Linked DNA regions of Homo sapiens: region 1 is linked to region 2. A link is a contact called in ENCODE Hi-C data. All regions are on one chromosome and are shown on one strand. Each heading gives the region's core, a stretch centred on a gene start or an enhancer-like site at or near the end of the contact. The rest is flanking DNA. Distances are from core to core; before and after follow the strand shown.

Region 1 (2,804 bases), core at 194-2,693, 970 kb before region 2:
CAGCTTCCAAATGTTCAACTGTAACTGCAATCACAAATGATCCTCTCAGGAAGAAAAGAGGGGTGGCACTTAAGTAACCAACACGGCTTCACAGAGATTTCTCCCAGGTCAGATTTTTAAAGGACATATTTTAAAAGATGGAAAGAGGGCATGTAATGATGGTCTATAAGAGAGTGGAATGAGCTTATAAGAATAATGTCAGGAGAGCTACAATTCCAAATTAGCTGAAGCTTGCAAAAATAACAATAATAATAATAATAATAAAACAAAATAAAATACTAAAGACAACCATTTATTCCCTATTTTAAAATTATATTTAAGGCCCTATCACCGTCCCCATGTCACAAAGGCAAATAAGTAAAAAAAAAAGACAAACAACATAATAACATCAAAACAAGGAAGGTTTATTGTTAAAAGCAGTAGATAATAAAGAAAAAGCAAAACTCTCTCCCTCCTATTTTGTTCCTGGCTTCTCTATCAAGGAGAATGACTGTCAGACTGAAAAAGGGAGAAGAAATTAAACTCTAAAATGGGTAAAAAGATGTAAGATAGCAAATAATTGATCCATTCTAAATGAATTACTGGACTGGATGGGCAAATCCCAGGAAACCGAAAGACCTTGTAGGCAGGCCATGGAATTGCTCTCTGTGGATAGTTGAGGAATCACAAAGAATGGAGAGGTGCTAGAAGATGAGATGATAAATGTAGCATAAATTTTCAAAAAGGGGAAGAAGGCAGACTTCCCAAACTACAGAACACAGTGATTTGGAAAGATATTCTAATGGATTATTAAAGGAATGGTCTCCAAGCACTTTAAAAAGAAAGTAGTGACGACTAGAAGCCAGCTTATATTCACTAAGAATAAATAAATCAGATTGTGCTAGCTTAATTTACTGTAATAGATTTACTATAAATTTAAGATCCGCAGCTACGATTGGCATTCTTAAGATCCAAATGGAGAAATATGAGCTGAGTCACAGTGTAACTGGGTGGCTTAGTAATTGAGTGAACAATACAAAAGATGGTGATTCATGAAGACATGAACCTGGAGGGTAGTTTCTATGTCATGTCACAGGGCTCTATTCCTGGCCTTCATATTTTTCTCAGAAATATGGATGACACACAGAAGGCAGGCATATCGAATTTGTAGATGACAAGAAACTGGAAAATAAATATGTTGCATGACAGAATCAGAAACCGTAGATCAACTGGTTACAATGGCAGGATTTTCAACTCTCACGACAATCTTTTTTTTTTTTCCCTAAGATCTCTGAAGAAGATTCTGTAACCTTCTTCAGAAAAATCATAAAATAGTTTAACAATGACCACTTGGCAAGGATAGTGTTGAGGTGATTCAAGCACCAGATGGGTGGTTCAGCTAAGTGACCTTTAAGGTCTCTGCCAACCCTGAGTTTTTATGACTCCAACTTTAAGAATCTTTCTCATTTTCTGAGATCTCCAGAAGAGATTTCCCAGCCTTCCTTGGTAACCCACAGAATGTTTAACAACACTCAAGACAGCATTTCCTCTTATCTTTGTCTTAATCTTGAAGTATTTTCTAAAATTTTTTTTTTAAACCTTATGTTGTTATCATGTTTTCCCCACTAGCAGAAGTTCTACTAGAAAATGTTCTAGTGCAGATGAGCATTCTACATCTGGAAAATTTTCCCTGTCAGAATGTTTTAGATATGTAAAGAATTGTATTTATTTTATATCCTCACAATATCCTAGGGATAGCCCTTCAAGAAATTAATTTAGGATCACAGCAAAGCCATTGAATTCATAAAATGACTAAAACCACCTCCACATGGTGGCTGTCCTTCATTTAAAAAAAAAACTTTTTTAAATAGAGTAATAACTCCCCAAATAATCCTCCAGTTCAAATGCAGTTTAATTTAAGTATCCTATCAATGGCAACTGAATATATTCAGCAAAGGATGAGATTTCCTTTTTAACAGCAAGATTTTCCCCCACTTACTCATTTATCTCCAAGGCTTCATGAGCTGCAGAAATCCTAGCTTGGGGGTTTCTCTCTCTCCAGGCTTTCTGCATTACTATTTAAGAAAAAGAGAAAACACCAAGTCAATCCATACATATAATTAGGTAGACTCAGTAGAGGACAAGAGCTAAATTAGGAGTGTCAGCTTAAATTACAAGAACATATTTCATTGCTAAGAGGGTTGGCCAAAATCTCCAAAGTCATATTAGTGTATTAATGTGCTATTCCACAGTATTTCAACTGCTGATAGCAAACCTTTTTTGTGCTCACAAAACTACAGGCTAAGGAAATCAAGAAAAGGCACTCTAACAGAGATTTTGCGTGTCTTTTGCACATTAATGTCATTTGTTCTTGGAGAATATATTTTATGCATTTTGAGATGACATTGCTACCAACCTTTTCATTCACTTAGATACAACATAATTGGTCATTTTCCGAAGCACTTAACACAGACTCTTGGTGTTAGAACATTCTGAAACCATTTCAAGAATTATGCGTGGGTCAGTAAAAAATGCTTAAGCTTTTGCTTAACATGTGTACTTATATCCCAAATTTACCTGCAAACCTAGCTTTTATACATCAGAGCAGTTTCTGAACATATGGTGGGAAGCTCAATGGGAATATTTACTGTACCATGATGTTTCTACCATAGCAAAGAGTACCATTTTACAAAGGAGTAACAATCTCCTTATTTATTTTATAAATTTGTATTTTATAAATTATTTTAGAGTGTGTAGAGGTTCCCTTTCAAAAACATTTTTTCACCTATTTACTTTGAATAAATTTTATAACAAAAAATTTCAGT
Region 2 (2,923 bases), core at 126-2,625:
CAGAGCAAGTGGAGAATAGTAAAGGAGTACTCCAACCACTTCTTCCTCTCAGCATCTGATCTTCTTCAGATGATTCCCATTAGCCAAATTCAACCAGAAGCCAGCTGCAGTTCCCTATTACTGCTGTAACAAATGACCACAAGCTTGGTGGCTTAAATAATATAAATTTTTTATCTAACAGTTCTGTAGGTCAGAAGTCCTACAAAGGTCTCACTGGGCTCAAATAAAAGTGTCGGCAGGGCTGTATTCCTTTCTGGGGGCTCTAGAGGAGAATCCATTTCCTTGCGTTTTCCAGTTTCAAAATTCCCTCCATATTCCTTAGCTCGTGGCCAGCTCCTCCATTTTCAAAGCCAGCAATGGAAGATTGAGTCTTCACATAGCATCACCGACTTCTTCTGCCACATAAGGTAACATGTTCACAAGTTCCAGGGATTAGGATGTGAATGTCTTTAGAGGGGCCATTGTTTTTGCTTATCGTATCAGTTGATAGTCTATAGGATTCAGCCTCCTGGACAGGGCTGACTCCAAATTAGGTAGAGATGAGGCTTATACAGTGAGGAGCAGGCCATCTATAAGAAAAATAGTTCCAAATTACATTAGGCACAAAGTTTGGAAGAGGTAACATCTATGGAGTCCTGAGCTGAAGCTTCATTAGCTCCATAGTAAATCAGCCTTTGTTCCTGGGCACAGAGCAGGGCGAAGCAGGGTAGAGAATGGCATGGTGGGTAGGAGCAGTGGGGTAGGGCAAATGGGCAAGAATCAGAACAGCAGGTTTTATATTTTCCTCCTGAGAGCTGATTACAAGGTTGACTTGTTGGAGTCCATTGGTATTTAACCAATGCCTGTTCCTCAAAGCAACATCAATCTTCAAGCCTGAATCATCTGAAATTTGATCATCTTGTTCACAAGGATAGCATCAGCGATGGCCAACAGCTTAGTGAAATGGATTTATGCCATGCCTTCATAGAGCCTGGACTTCCTTCACCCACTGTTTCCTCTTACTGCAGTTAGGCAAATGCGTAGTAATGCTACTGAGCTTGGTGCATTCCCACTTACCCAGTAGTATTCCTTAACTTTTTAAGACAGTGTGGAATATTGGCACCTTTCCCTCCAGTCTTCCCCTCAAGTGGCCTGTAACAAGTTGTTCAGTCATTAATCCTGAAATGTTACAATGGAGCCTTAGATTTTAAAATCGGAAGTTCAGGTGTATTTTGTAGCCTATGGAAATTCCATCTAACCACAGCACATTCAAATCTAAATTTGCTACTTTCTTGTGACTGTGTAGTGTATTTGATACAAAATTTTCTTTCTAGACCCCCGAATTCTAGGACTTTACAGTGCAGTCATATGAGAGTGAGTCAGCAGTTTAATTCCAATCTGCGCCACCACCACCTAGGGACTTTCTAACAAGAACTAAGACTGTTATTACTTTTTTATTATGCAAGTAGAATAAAGAGGAACTACATTAACAAGAATAGAGAAGTGAAGAATACCAATTGCTGATGTCCTAATAGTTTTTAAAATATAAGAGTAAACTCCACTGTAGATTTTACTTTATGAAAATAGATCTATTTCCTGAAGAAAGTTTTGTTTTTAGATTGTTTGCTTTATTTGTTCTATTCTCTATGTTAGATGAATTCCCCTATTGCCTTGCTTGTACTAACCTTCTATATAGTAATTTCACTGAAAACAGAAAAAGTAAGATAATTAATTGTACTGATAGAATTAAGAGGTTAGCATGAATAACCTAATGATGGCATTTTGGCTAATGGCATTCTTTTCTCAAAAAGGTTCACTGAATTAACAAGTCACAAATAACCATACTGAAGTTGGATATGGGTCATTTCTAAGTTCACAGTGTGCGTTCTATTCCTTATAATCTATCAGCCAAGGTCTTCGTTTGATATTAATATCTTAAAAAGTGAAATTGCTCATTACATAGTAAACATTTCTTAGATTGTTTTCCCTGTTGATACTTAAATAAAATAGAAAAAGAAAATAACAAAGGTGTAAAAATAAAAGAAAACTCATGGAAAGGGAACTTACAATGAAGGTAGTGGTTATTTCAAGGCTGGCACCTTCTAGAAGGTCACCGTCTAACTTAAACAGTCCATGGAGCACATTTATGATTCAACAGCAGTGCCAACACACAATGCTACTTTAACATGTCCCATGCAAATTTTAAATACTGAAAGATCTCCACTGACCTTCCAGGTCGGTCACTTACAAGCTGTGTAATTATGGGCAAGGTTGTTAAATTGTTCAAGCCTTTATTTTCTGTTTTAAAATGGTTATTATAATATCTGCCCAGAATTGCTGTCAGAATTAGAAGTGATGTTTGTAAAATGCCTATTATCACCCCCAGCAATTGTGGTGCAGCATTACTAATATTATCATATTGCATAGACATTCATAATTATTTAATATTTTCCTGCATATTTACTTTAACATAAAAGAATCAAGCCTTAAAAATCTCTTGCTGGGGAATTATATGCATTCATTTGGAAATGGGAGTGATGATTCTGGGTGAAACATTTCTCAATCTTGCTCAGTCAAAGGGGTTTTCCACTGAGCATATGTTCTGCAGATGTTTATTAAAACATGCTTCTACATAAGTACCAGACATGGAGAGCTCAATTATTGCTAAATTTTCCATGGTCTATTTTATAATTCTTAATCTTTGAACTCTGGACCACTGATAATTTTAAAAGTAATAGGAGGAGGAATAAAATTATTTCCAGCAAAATTTTGTGTATGTACAAAGGATGTAAATGCTTACAAAAACAAGTGTATAAGCATGGAGTTTTTATAACGAATGACAGCAAGGAAAGTCACCCACTGACTTCTAGATTTTTCTGAATGAGTTAAAAAAATGTCATACAACTTTATTTTAGTTTCTTCTTCTATAAAACAGGGAAAATCC

What was found. Hi-C counts contacts between places; a loop is a spot of excess contacts on that map. Pooled maps may share reads with other maps.
Region 1: a map with no recorded cell type shows a loop between it and region 2 (5-fold over the local background). The contact joins two enhancer-like sites. A Hi-C loop is called at or near these places in 17 of 168 maps with a recorded cell type or tissue (B cell, CD4-positive, alpha-beta T cell, CD4-positive, alpha-beta memory T cell and 12 more), 2 of 37 single-sample maps with no recorded cell type and 24 of 50 pooled maps.

The regions. Positions count from the first base shown.
Region 1 is chr7:117,131,135-117,133,938 of GRCh38, reverse strand. It overlaps ST7 (suppression of tumorigenicity 7), which reads right to left. Exons shown (of 16, transcript NM_001369598.1): 6 at 1,979-2,054. All of the region lies in intron 2 of ST7-AS2 (ST7 antisense RNA 2), which reads left to right. Among named protein-coding and RNA genes, the nearest start is that of ST7-AS2, 13 kb to the left of the region's middle. Within about 2 kb of position 1,443, at least 5 of the 41 ENCODE cell types and tissues checked have a DNase peak (open chromatin) inside an H3K27ac peak, as active enhancers do.
Region 2 is chr7:116,164,388-116,167,310 of GRCh38, reverse strand. No RefSeq gene overlaps it. Among named protein-coding and RNA genes, the nearest start is that of TES, 45 kb to the left of the region's middle. RefSeq lists an enhancer at 1-169. Within about 2 kb of position 1,375, at least 2 of the 41 ENCODE cell types and tissues checked have a DNase peak (open chromatin) inside an H3K27ac peak, as active enhancers do.